Regions from separate parts of the Homo sapiens genome. Here region 1 is linked to region 2. Evidence: chromatin contacts called from ENCODE Hi-C data. All regions are on one chromosome and are shown on one strand. The core of a region is the stretch at or near the end of the contact, and the rest is flanking DNA. Distances in the headings are between cores, read along the strand shown.

Region 1 (6,267 bases), core at 3,392-5,891, 1.1 Mb before region 2:
GAGCCCTCAGTCATGCCAGAGGAGCTGTGGGCCTGGCGCCGGTGAAGCCTGTAGCCAGCCCGCCCAGGGAAGATCATGCCACAGAGGCAGCAGAGGAAAGGCTGTGCTGAGGTCGCCTCCCCAGGCCTATGGTTCTGGAAGTGGCTGCGGAGGGCAGGCAGAGAGTCAAACTCCTTCGGGCAGAGGGAGCACTGATAGATGCCTGGTGGGTGGCAGGGCCTGTGGCTCAGCAGGCCAGTGGCATGGGGGAAAGAATGCCCACAGTCAGAGCATGTGTGAGCGGCCCCAGCCTGCCAGCCAGTGACAGCATTGGCAGAGTGGGAAGAGGAGTTGGGTTGGCCAGTGGCTGGCTTCTGGTCTTCATCCACCCCAGTGAGGCTATCGCAGAAGTGAGTGCCACCACCTTCCTCACCTGGGATGTCCAAGTTGTCAAGTAAACTGGCATCCTTCCTTTCCAGTCCTTCCCCAGTGCCTCCGCTCTCTTTATCACCCTGGAAATGGGTCTCATCCCTCTCAAGCCCACATTTGTCCCCTTCAGATTCAGCCTGCAAACAGTCCCCATCACTTTCCAGGTTGCCTTCAGCCCCATGAGGACTTTCCCCTGAAGGGTCTTGGGGAGACTCCAGGCCTTCATTGTCTTCTAGCTCCCGGGTCCAGCTCTCCGCTGCCAGGAGTTTGGCTTCTCTCCCACCGCTGGCACCGCCAGCCCGCTTCCGATGCCGCCTGCTCCGCCGCCGACTGTGCCGGCGCAAGTGGTTCTTCATGGCAGCCATGGTGTGGAAGTGCTTGGCACAGGCCCCACAACTGAAGTCTCCTGTCTGGTGGGTCTGCCTGTGGTTGATAAGGCTGCCTGAGTGGCGATAGCTCTTTCCACAGTCTCGGCAGGCAAAGGCCCTAGGAGGTGACATTGTGGTCTCTGTTCTGCTATTTTCCTTTTCCCCTGCCCCATGAGTCAGGCCATGACGTTCAAGGCTCTCAGCGTCTTCAAAGAGCAGCCCACAGATGCTACAGATATGTGCTGCTGTCTTGTCTGCTGCTGGGGTGATGTCCGTGGCCTCTTCTTCATGTTTGCACACATGGTCCTGATCTGTGTGCGGGGCTGCCTCTGCCTCCACTGGGTCAGGCGGGAGTTCTACCTTGAGGTGGCTGGGGGCACCCTCAGCCCCGATGTCTGCACTTCGGCGAGCAGCCTTGCAATGTACCCGCACGTGGTTGCGCAGGGCCATGAGATTGGGGTACTTGCGGGGACAGAGTGAGCACTGGTACTCTCCAGTCCGATGGCTGTGGCGATGGTTCACCAGGCTCCCCCGGTGGCGGTAAGCACGACCACACTCACTGCACTTATAGGGCCGATGGTCCAGGGTGGTGGTGGGGTCCTCTTCCTCTTTGTGGGTGGTCTCAGCCAGCAGCAGGGGAGCTGGTGGGACTGATGGCTGCCCATTTTCCCCAACTCCTTGCCTGGGCCTGTGATGAGCCCGCACATGGTTTTTGAGGGCAGCCGCATTGAACAGCTGCTTAGAACAGAGTGAGCAGGGGTAGACACCTGTCTGGTGGCTCTTTCGATGGTTGATGAGGCTCCCAGCATGGCGGTAAGTACGGCCACAGTCCCCACAGCGGAAAGGCCGGTATTCCTCCAGGCCACTGTCCTCCAGCTCCCCAGAGGTGCTGAGCTCCGCAGAGCCATTCAGCATCTGTGCACTGGGGAGCTGGTCCTGGCTGCTCTCATCTGTGTGCCCATTGGTGGTGGGCATCCCTTTCTCCTCCCAGCGTGGCTCCTGCCTTTCACCCTCATGGGACTGCTGGTGTTCCAGCAGCTCCCGGGGGAGCCGGAAGACACGGGGGCAGTGGGGACAGTGGTAAGGCCGATACTGGGCATGCAGTCGAGAGTGGTTCTTCAGAGCCATGAGGTTAGAGAACTCCTTGAAACAGATGGCACAGGGGTAGATGCCCAGCGTGTGGCTCTGGCGGTGGTTGGTGAGGCTCCCGGCGTGCTTGTAGGTCTTGCCACACTGACTACATTTGTACCGCCGCTCCTCCTCAGCAGGAGGGGACTGGGTGGGCTCCTGGCCCCCTGTGAAGTTCACTACTGATTCAGCCAGATACTGTTCCAAGTTGCTAAGAAGGCTGCTGGCTGGGATGGGGAGAGGAGGGGCTCTGGCAGAGTTAGTGGAGGGTCCCCAGCCGTCTGCACCATCCTCAGGACCTGGGTGGCTTGCCAAGCCTTCTCTTTGTCTGGTGGGCAGATCTTCCCACGTACCCGAAGCTGCCCTGGGGTCAGGTACAGATTCACAGTCAGGTGTCTCTTCTGTATGTTTTGTCTGGTTTTCCCAGCCTTCACTAGAGCCAAGCCTTTGGCCCCAGGAGTCAGTGGACACCGTCTCACCCTGGAGGTGTGGAGTGGCTTCCTTGGGGCGTGGGGGCCTGTGCCTGCGGCGGCCCTCAGGAGCATGTGTCCTCATATGGCTCTTGAGAGCCATGGGATTGGAGAAGTCCTTGCCACAGGTGGTACAGGGGAAAAGGCCAGTCTCGTGGGTCCGACGATGGTTAACCAGGCTCCCGGGGTGACGGTAGCCCCGCCCACACTGCTGACAACGGTAGGGCCGAGGGATGCTGTCAGCCTCCTCACTGTCCTGGTTGGGAGATGGATGGAGCAGTTCTCGGTGCCGAGAGAGCTCTGGGAGGCTGGGAAAGTGGCGCTGACAGTCGGAGCAGCTGAGTGAGGGGGGTGTGTCCTCCATGGGGCAACGTAGCAGAAACCTGGAGGTTCAGAAGGAGCAGACACGTGGCAGCACCTTCCTCTGGTGGAGGGGCCAAGGCCTAGGAAGAGGGGGCAGTGGTCAAAAGGAAGGCCTGAATTAACTTCGCCTCTTGGCTCTACGAGCAACAAGTTCACCTGAGGTCACTGAGAGGTTCCCCAAGCATCCATGCCCAAGGACCTAATTTCTACTAGATCCAATCTGCAGGCACCATCATTTAAGGCTTCCCTGTGCACAAGCTTCCCAAATATAGGAGCTCCCCTAGGCTTAAGTCATCCCTACAGGTATAGCTAAGGAAATTAAAGTTGAGAGAGATGCAACCTACTTCTGATCACAGACCTGTTATGTTCTTCAGACCAGACTCAAAAGGCATTACTGTCCTTTAAGAACAGTAGGAATCTGCTCCCTACAATCCTGAAACAAAAATTTTCTGTGACATCTTAAAAGGACACCAAAACCTTCTCTAGGCCTTTCAATAAGAGAAGTCCAAATCTTCCTACTTCATCTCTCAGCTAAACAGAGTAGCTGAGAAGCACTGAAAAAGCAGCTGTTTCCTCCAGTTAATAGCTGAGGACCTGAGAGGAGAGGTTAGAGGCCTCCTTCAGGGAAAGGGCTGGCTTGTTCCCCCACCACCCCGAGTCATTTCAGTGTCACAAGGTCTCTTTTCCTTGTGACAAGAGAGTTAAGAGAGTTAAGACTCTCTTAACTGGGCCAGGTGTGGTGGCTCACGCCTGTAATCCCAGCACTTTGGGAGGCCGAGGCTGGTGGATCACCTGAGTTCAGGAGTTCAAGACCAGCCTGGACAACATGGTGAAACCCTGTCTCTACTAAAAATACAAAAATTAGCCGGGCGTGGTGGTGGGCACCTGTAATTCTAGCTACTCAGGAGGCTGAGGCTGAAGAACTGCTTGAACCTGGGAGGTGGAGGTTGCAGTGAGCTGAGATCCCACCACAGCACTCCAGCCTGGGTGACAGAGCGAGACTCCATCTCAAAAAAACAAAAAACCCCAAAAGACTCTCTTAGCGACTTCTTTTATCTACTTCCCTTGAACTCAAACTATCTTCCATCTTGGGAATAACATCAATACCAGGTTGTAATGTCACTTCATTGCCTACCTTTTCTCTCCCATGCCTCCTGATCTTACCCTCACCAGTCTTTCTCATTTTTTTCTTCTGCCTCCTCTCTTAATACTGATGATGACAGCAACTCATGAAGAGTATTATATTACCATGTGCCAGGCACTGTGCTAACTATATTCATTGTGTTACTCAATCCTCAGAACACACGGCAATGCCTGTTATTCTAGTTCACGTAACAGCAAACCCCCTGACTGAGGCGGTCTTCATCCCAAAGCCCTTGCTCTCTCATGCCCCCTACATCGTCTTGTCCTTCTCCAACTCTGACTCTTCTTCCCATGGGACCCCAGTACAACTGTCTCCGACCGTAAACCCCTTCACTGAACCTGCCCCCGGAATTCTCACCTCACAAAGCCCCTTTGATCAAAAGTCCCCTCCCCTAGTCAACCACCAATGAAGTCCTCTGACCTCACTCATCTCGTCTGCCAATTTCCTCTCAGGACGCCTACCTCGCACCGGCGGCCCCCTCTCCTTCCCGCCGCGGGCGCGTCAGTTGGGGACCGCGAACAAGAGCGCGCCTGCGCACTGGGACCCTTACCCTAACTGCAGCCGCGCGCCCCAAGGGGTGGCTGTCGGGGGGCTCTCGCGCTCCCACACACGCACACTCAGCCAGGGTTCCCGGGAGGTGGGAGGGAAGGGAAAGAGGGAAAGGAGAAGGGGGGAAGAGGAAGGAGGTAGAGAAAAGAGGGCGCAGCTGGCATGAGCCAGGAGTCTACTCCCAGCTCTACGGACACTTCCTATTGTTACTAGGAAACAGGAAGTGTCCTTAGGTGCAAAAGCTTCCCCGCGAAACTTCCGCTTCGGGAGCACTGCCTGTCCCGCCTCCGAGCCGCAGTTTTACGCAGACACACTTCCGGCGCTAAGTTCTAGGTCTGCACGGCTGACTCCGCCCACGTAGGTCACAACGCGGCGTCTTTGCACGCTAAGCTAGCCACACTTCCGGCAAGAGCAGCTAGAATCGTTCCGGTGCATATTGAATAGGCGCAGAAAGGGAGAAAAAGATTCTACAGCCCTGGCCACAGTACTTTGGTGACACTTTTCGTGGGGCTCTCTGGAGGACTTTTCCCAAGGCAGATGGAGAAAACTTCGTGAAACCCACTCCTTGCTATTAAAGGAAATGTTGTGGAATATAATTGGACTTAGGTTTTGCAGAGCTTGAGCATGGCCTTTTTGTCCTCCCACCTTCTGGTTCTTGAAGACATTGCCGGTGACCTGGCCCCAGACTAACACAAGGCGGGCGTATACCGTCAGCCTGCCTGGCGTCCCCTTGCCTCAGCACACACAGAGACCTCTTGCAAGATGCTTCTCTGCCGCCATAGGCTGGAGGTTCCCCGGGAACTTTCCCTTCCTTCCTAGCTGAGGAAGATCCCTCACTTCCGCTCGCCGCGCCACCGGTCCCACCTCCCCGCCCCCCGCTGGGTCCTAGCGCCGGCCCCTGTTTGGCAGGGTCCGGGCTCCGTCGGTGCGAGGAGCCGACGCCGACGCCACGGAGTCAGCACAAGTCTCATCAGGTAGGAAACGTCGGCGGGAAGCCGCGAGGGCCCCGGGCAGCTCCCACGCGGCCACGATCCGAGCTGGCCTCAGTTTCCCTGCGGGCGCCGAGGGCGGGCCGGGTTGGCCCAGCGCGAGCAGCGCGGGCGGGGCGGGCTGTGAGCGGCCCCGGGCGCATTGCGGGCCCAGCAGGTCCTAGAACCCGCCGGCTGTCTCCGCGGTTCTGGGCTGCGGACACCCAGGCTCGGCCCGCGCGGCTGCTGGCCCGGCGCGGTGTGGTCCCGGGGGTCCTAGAGCCCGCCATGTTTTGGGTTTTTGTCCCGGTCGCGTGGCCCGCGCTGCAAGATCCCAGGCGCCGGCGGCCCCCTCCCCTGCTGAGGCCCGGCCACCACTCCCGCGGTCCTAGAGAACGCCATCTTGCAAGCCTTTGTCCCTCATTCGGCCTTCCGTCCATTCATTTGTTCATCTCCTCATCCTTCGTTCAGTCCTCCTTGCCACGTCCTCCGAAGCCACGTTTTCTGAGGCTTATAACCGGGGTCCTGCCCTCCAGGGGCTGCCTGGCTGGCGGGGGCGCCGCGTACAGACGGTTGCGAGGAGCGAGGAGCTCCGGGTTTCTGCAACTCTCGGCTCCTCGGCGCGCTTCGTAGGCCCCACCGCCCTTCAAACTCCCACAAACTTAAGGGACCCCATTTTACTGATGAGGAAACTGAGGTCCAGAGCGGCGTGGGGCCCTTACCTCTCTACTGCCATAAAGTATTCCTGAGGGCACTAGGGAAGGGGGTTCTTGAAGGATGTAAAGGGGCTTTCCCGTTGGAGAAGGCAGGCAAGGGCTCCCCGAGCCCAGGAAACTGCATCTAGAGGTGGAGGATTGAGAATTGTGGCT
Region 2 (6,271 bases), core at 3,069-5,568:
GCTCCCCACACCAACTAACACAGGTCAGGCCACCAGCACGTCAAAATCACCTGCTAAGCAGTCTCACCTCACCGTGCCACCCACTGTCCACCCCCAACCCCAGAGTGACCTAAAACAAACCTGGTCACATCCTTCCTGATGACATCACCCACTACCTGCATGAATTCATGGTGCTGCTTAATCTGGCTTCAATGTACCTTTCTGGTCAACTAACGTAACTGTATTCTTTAAAGCACACTGACCTATTTCGTCAAAAAAGAAATGTATTTCCTAGTTCAGTGCCTCTGCCTAGAAGGGCCATCTTTCATCGAACAAACGACTGCTACACCTATAGAAGCCGTTACCAATGTCTCTGCTCAGACAGACCCTTTAAGAAGCAGATTAAATGCCACCTCCTCTGTGAAGTCTTCCAGAATCCCTCAAGCCCAGTTAACTGCAGGCTCTCCTGGAACGCTCTACTCTCGTCATGGCTGCCCTCACACTGTGCTGAAAAGCGTCGTTTGCGAGTGTCTCCCTGGCCAGGGCGTGGGCCTCCAGGACGGGAGTGGGGCTCGCATCGCTGGCTCTTCCTCCTCAGATGCAACCCACTCTGGCCATGAACATGCTGGGTTCTCTCCCACCTCCTGCCCTGAATTCCCCTCAAACAGGATGTTAACTGGAAGCCCCTAGGGAAGGAAGAGGCAGGGGATGAGAGGCTACAATAAAAGCCAAATCTCCTACTATGACCTACCTGAGTGGGCCCCTGCCTATTTCCCCAACCTTATCTACAATCCTCCTATAATAACAAGCAAATGGGTATCATGCGTTCTGACAAAACACTACGTCCTAAAACGTGGCTGGCTGCCACATGCCAATCCCTGCCTCAGACCAATGTGCTTTTTTTTTTTTTTGAGACGGAGTCTTGCTCTGTTGCCCAGGCTGGAGTGCAGTGGCGTAATCTCGGCTCACTGCAAGCTCCGCCTCCCGGGTTCACACCATTCTTCTGCCTCAGCCTCCTGAGTAGCTGGGACTACAGGCGCCCGCCACCACACCCAGCTAATTTTATGTATTTTTAGTAGAGACGGGGTTTCACCATGTTAGCCAGGACGGTCTCGATCTCCTGACCTCGTGATCTGCCTGCCTCGGCCTCCCAAAGTGCTGGGATTACAAGCGTGAGCCACCGTGCCCGGCCCAGACCAATGTTTAAAGGCACCACGGAGAGAGGTGATTCTACGTGACATGGCTTACGAGGGCCTCACCCAGGAAGAGGCCCACAAATGCCTACCTTAGGGCTTTTTCAAACTGTGGGTCTCAAGCCATTAGTGGGTCATGAAATCAATTTATTGGTTTGCAACCAGCATTAAAAGAAGGGGAAAAAAGCAGTCTAAAAAGTGTCAGGATGAATTGGATACAGTGATCTTAAAAATGTTTCGTTAAACTTTGTTTTGTTTAACATGTGGGGCCCTGGTTATGATGTAAAATATAGTTAACTGCAGACAATATTCAAATAAAAGGACGAAAACAGTGTTCTCTCTCTTTCATGCCTCTGCTCTTCAACCAAGCCTGACCTGTTCTTACCTCAGGGTAGCTGCATTTATATTATTCTGCCGGGACAGCTCTAGCCCACTTCTTCACAAGATTGGTTTTTGTTTTTTTTTTTTTTTTGAGATGGAGTCTGGCTCTGTTGCCCAGGCTGGACTGCAGTAGTGCAATCTCAGCTCACTGCAAGCTCCACCTCCCAGGTTCACGCCATTCTTCTGCCTCAGCCTCCCGAGTAACTGGGACTACAGGTGCCCACCAACATCCCCGGCTAACTTTTTGTATTTTTAGTAGAGACAGGGTTTCACTGTGTTAGCCAGGATGGGGTTTCTTTCTTTTGAGACAGTCTTGCTCTGTCACCCAGGCTGGAGCACAGCGGTGCTATCATGGCTCACTGCAGCCTTGACCTTTCAGGCAAGGGATCCTCCTGGTTCTGCCTCCCAAGTAGCTGGGACCACATGTATACACCACTATACATGGCTAATTTTTTTTTAATTGAGATGGGGTCTCACTATGTTGCCCAGGATGGAAGGCTGGTTTCTTCTCTGGTCCCAACTCAAATGTCACTCTGTGAAAGGCCTTTCTTGAGTACTCCATTCAGAGGTTGCCTGCTGCCTGCTTGTGTGGTCTGCAAGCTAAGAAGGGCGTTTTTTTTTTTTTTTGAGACGGAGTCTCGCCCTGTCACCCAGGCTGGAATGCAGTGGCAGCGATCTCGGCTCACTGCAACCTCTGCCTCCAGGGTTCAAATGATTCTCCTGCCTCAGCCTCCCCAGTAGCTGGGATTACAGGTGCACGCCACCACACCCGACTAATTTTTGTATCTTTAGTAGAGACGAGGTTTCACCATGTTGGTCAGGCTGGTCTTGAACTCCCGACCTTGTGATCCGCCCACCTCGGCCTCCCAAAGTGTTGGGATTACAGGCGTGGGCCACTGCACCTGGCCAAGAATGGCTTTTAAGCTTTTAAACGGTTGGAAAAAAAAAAAACTAAAGAAAAATTTTTCATATGGAAAAATATGAAATTCAAATTTCAGTGCCTATAAAGTTTTATAGAAACATAGCCATACTCATGTATTTGCCTATGGGGTACGGCTGCTACTACAATGGCAGAGTTCAGTAGGTGCTTCAAAGATTGTATGTTGCAAAAAGCTTACTTACCATCTGGCCCTTTGCAGAAACAATTCATCAACCCCTGTTCTACTATAATCATTACCGCATAACTGTTTTCATTACCTTCAAGTCCTTCCTATGACCTAAAATTCTAGTCTATTGTCTTCATTTACTTATTCTTCCCAACTAGAATATAAATTACAAGAGGCCAAGGGCTTTGCCTATCTCTGCCTCTGCTGTATCCCCTGTGCCAAGCACAGTGCCTGAAACACAATAGGTGCTCAGTAAGTGCCTGAATGAAAGAACGGTGGAGGTGGAAGGCAAGCAACTAGGCTTAAGGACCACTGGGGGCTGCATCAGCCACCACTGCCTAAAAGGCGGGGGCCCAGGAAGCTTGCTAAGTACCAGGAACCATGCTCTCCACCAATTTTTGAAGACCTTGCTCACCCGAAGAGTCTTCATCCACGTTCTCGTACTGCAGAAGTCGGTCTAGGAGGAAACTGAGGGGAGGGAAGGAGACACGGACAGTGATTTTCCAGCGCAGCAATGTCCTCCTGGGTACCTGTCCCTCCCAGCTGGCCCATCGGATACTTGAAAGAGCCCATGCACTTGTGGCCCTACTCGGGGATGGGGTCCGAATGTAGATTTCCTAGGAAGCACATCGCCCTCCGCCCCTGCAACGTGCCTCACCTCTTGTCCCGGGACACCTTCAGTAATTTCCTTTGCGCTTTCCTCAGCTCCTCCTGGAAGCACTCGTGCTCCTGTATCACGGGCAAGGGGTGCGCTGGGCCAACGGTCCTCCGTGAAGGGCCCCGGAACCAGCGGCCGCTCGCCCCACCCACTTTACACCTGGGTAAACTGAGATCTTGTCCGCGCCAGGCCTCATCCCCCACAGCCTTCCCGCGGCAGCACTCACGTAGATGAGGAACTTGAGCTTCCGCTTCAGATTCCGGTATTTTTTTTTGTAGTCCACTTCGCCGTCCGCCGGCCCGTTCATGACCGGCCCGGGAGTGGCGCCCAGAGTCTGCCCTCCCGCTACCCCAAGCAGTGGCTGCCGTGCCGCTCCCGCCTCCACTTCCGGAGACGCTGCAAGGCTGTGCCGTCAGGACTACAACTCCCGGCGTACCCCGCGCTCAGGGGCGTCACCGCACGGGCCGACCTCCCGGGGGACACTGGGACAGGAGCGCGGCAGCCACTGCGCTGGGGATGGCGTAGCAGCGACGCGGTGACGCCACAAAAATGGCGGACGCTGGAAAGCGCCGTTCCTGACTCTAATGTACTTAGACACTTGAAGCCACAAAAGGATTTATCCCCGAGGTTCCTCATCTGCTCGCGAGGATGCCTTTTCTCTTCTGCCTTGCGAAATAACAGCAGCCTAGCTGTTGCCCGTGACCAGTGAGAAAGGCAGCGTCGCGGGCTGATTAGGTTTCACCCAAAGGGTGCCGGCGCCGAATTGGTTTCTAACGAGAACTTTTAAAATGATCCGTTCCAAAAAAGGGTAGGAGCCGCGAGACCCTCCAACTGCCCAGAGAAAACAAGTCTCGTCTGGCAAAGTTCTCGGCCCACGCGGTCCGCGGCCAAGGGCCAACGGTCCCTCGCCCCACGTTGCCGCAGCACTGCGCGTGCGCGAGCCGCTGTCAAACGCGCTGACGGAGGCCGAGAAGAAAAAAAGGCGGGAGCCGTCAATCCCGGGTTGAGCAAAATGGCGCGGGAGAAGGAGATGCAGGAGTTCACCCGTAGCTTCTTCCGAGGCCGCCCGGACCTCAGGTGCCCAGGGGGTTGGAGATGGGGTTGGAAAGGGCGCGGGTGGGTCGGGACTCCGTCCTGACACCATGTCCCTGCAGCACGCTTACGCATTCCATCGTGCGGCGGAGGTACTTAGCTCACTCGGGCCGCAGCCACCTGGAGCCCGAGGAGAAGCAGGCACTGAAGCGGCTGGTGGAGGAGGAGCTGCTGAAGATGCAGGTGTGCCGGGCCGGAGCCTGGGCCGCGGGAGGCGGAGGCGGGGCTTGCTGCTGAGGAGGAGGGGCCTGACGGGGCGCGGTGAGCGCAGCCTTGGTGCATAGTTTGCCCTCTTGGCGCACACACAGGTGGATGAAGCCGCTTCCAGGGAAGACAAACTGGACCTTACCAAGAAGGGCAAGAGGCCTCCCACCCCTTGTAGCGACCCGGAGAGAAAAAGGTTCCGCTTCAATTCAGAGTCGGGTTAGTGCTTCCTCCCTGCTGTGGGGGCCTTCTGCATCGTTGGTTCACTCAAGAAGCATTCACTGCGCATCTCTTATGTCCCCAGGCGTTAGATGAGGGAGCAAGGCTAGTGAGTCAGGAACCGGGAACAGCAAGTACAGATAGCTGTTTCCTGCTGCCCCTCCAACTGTCAGGGCAGGGCTCGAGGCAACCTATCCGAAGTGAAGGGAGAAGGGACAGGAGGAGCCTGTCTCAACCCTCTCTCCTCTCCATATTCCAGAGTCCGGCTCTGAAGCCTCCAGCCCAGACTACTTTGGACCCCCAGCAAAGAATGGGGTGGCAGCAGAAGTCAGCCCAGCCAAAGAGGAGAATCCAAGGCGAGCCTCAAAGGCAGTTGAGGAGAGCAGTGATGAGGAACGGCAGAGGGACCTGCCCGCACAGAGGGGAGAGGAGAGCAGTGAGGAGGAGGAAAAGGGGTACAAGGGGAAGACTAGGAAGAAACCTGTGGTAAAGAAGCAGGCACCAGGCAAGGCCTCAGTCAGTAGGAAGCAGGCCAGGGAAGAAAGTGAGGAGAGCGAGGCAGAACCCGTTCAGAGGACAGCAAAGAAGGTGGAGGGAAATAAAGGAACTAAAAGCCTGAAGGAAAGTGAACAGGAGAGTGAAGAGGAGATCCTAGCCCAGAAGAAAGAGCAGAGAGAGGAGGAAGTGGAGGAGGAAGAGAAAGAAGAGGATGAGGAAAAGGGGGATTGGAAACCCAGAACCAGGAGCAATGGCCGGAGAAAGTCAGCTAGGGAGGAGAGGAGCTGTAAGCAGAAAAGCCAGGCAAAGAGGCTCTTGGGAGACTCAGACAGCGAGGAAGAGCAGAAAGAGGCAGCCAGCAGTGGGGATGACAGTGGGAGAGATAGAGAACCCCCAGTGCAGAGGAAGAGTGAGGACAGGACCCAGCTTAAGGGTGGGAAGAGGTTGAGTGGAAGCAGCGAGGACGAGGAAGACAGTGGGAAGGGGGAACCCACAGCTAAAGGCTCTAGAAAGATGGCCAGACTGGGCAGCACCAGTGGTGAGGAAAGTGACTTGGAGAGGGAGGTAAGTGACAGCGAGGCAGGGGGAGGCCCCCAGGGGGAGAGGAAGAACCGCTCTTCCAAGAAGAGCTCCAGGAAAGGCAGGACACGAAGCTCCTCTTCCTCCTCAGATGGAAGTCCAGAGGCCAAAGGAGGGAAGGTGAGGGTGAGGAGGGGTGGGAGGCCACTATTAGGGAAGAGGGAGACCCTGCCTCAGGCCCAGCAGGCTTGGCCTTCAGCTGCTCTTTCCTTGCTAGGCTGGCTCAGGTCGCCGTGGAGAGGACCACCCGGCTGTGATGAGGCTGAAGCGCTACATTCGGGCCTGTGGTGCCCATCGAAACTACAAGAAGCTGTTGGGCTCCTGTTGCTCACACAAGGAGCGCCTGAGTATCCTCCGGGCAG

What was found. Hi-C counts contacts between places; a loop is a spot of excess contacts on that map. Pooled maps may share reads with other maps.
Region 1: a map of CD8-positive, alpha-beta T cell shows a loop between it and region 2 (20-fold over the local background). The contact joins the promoter of ZNF646 here to the promoter of HIRIP3 in region 2. A Hi-C loop is called at or near these places in 2 of 168 maps with a recorded cell type or tissue (CD8-positive, alpha-beta T cell and gastrocnemius medialis) and 6 of 50 pooled maps.

Annotation. Positions count from the first base shown.
Region 1 is chr16:31,072,796-31,079,062 of GRCh38, reverse strand. It overlaps ZNF646 (zinc finger protein 646), which reads right to left and starts at 4,641. Exons shown (of 3, transcript NM_014699.4): 1 at 4,432-4,641; 2 at 1-2,817. The coding sequence starts at 2,738. ZNF668 (zinc finger protein 668) reads left to right here and starts at 4,823. Exons shown (of 3, transcript NM_024706.5): 1 at 4,823-5,404. RefSeq lists enhancers at 3,875-4,407, 4,763-4,902, 4,408-4,941, 5,561-5,855, 5,147-5,947 and a silencer at 5,213-5,672.
Region 2 is chr16:29,993,664-29,999,934 of GRCh38, reverse strand. It overlaps HIRIP3 (HIRA interacting protein 3), which reads left to right and starts at 4,318. Exons shown (of 7, transcript NM_003609.5): 1 at 4,318-4,394; 2 at 4,472-4,592; 3 at 4,718-4,832; 4 at 5,092-6,029; 5 at 6,127-6,271. The coding sequence starts at 4,330. INO80E (INO80 complex subunit E) reads right to left here and starts at 3,694. Exons shown (of 7, transcript NM_173618.3): 1 at 3,544-3,694; 2 at 3,318-3,388; 3 at 3,075-3,127. The coding sequence starts at 3,624. RefSeq lists enhancers at 3,611-3,740, 3,801-3,970, 5,827-6,271.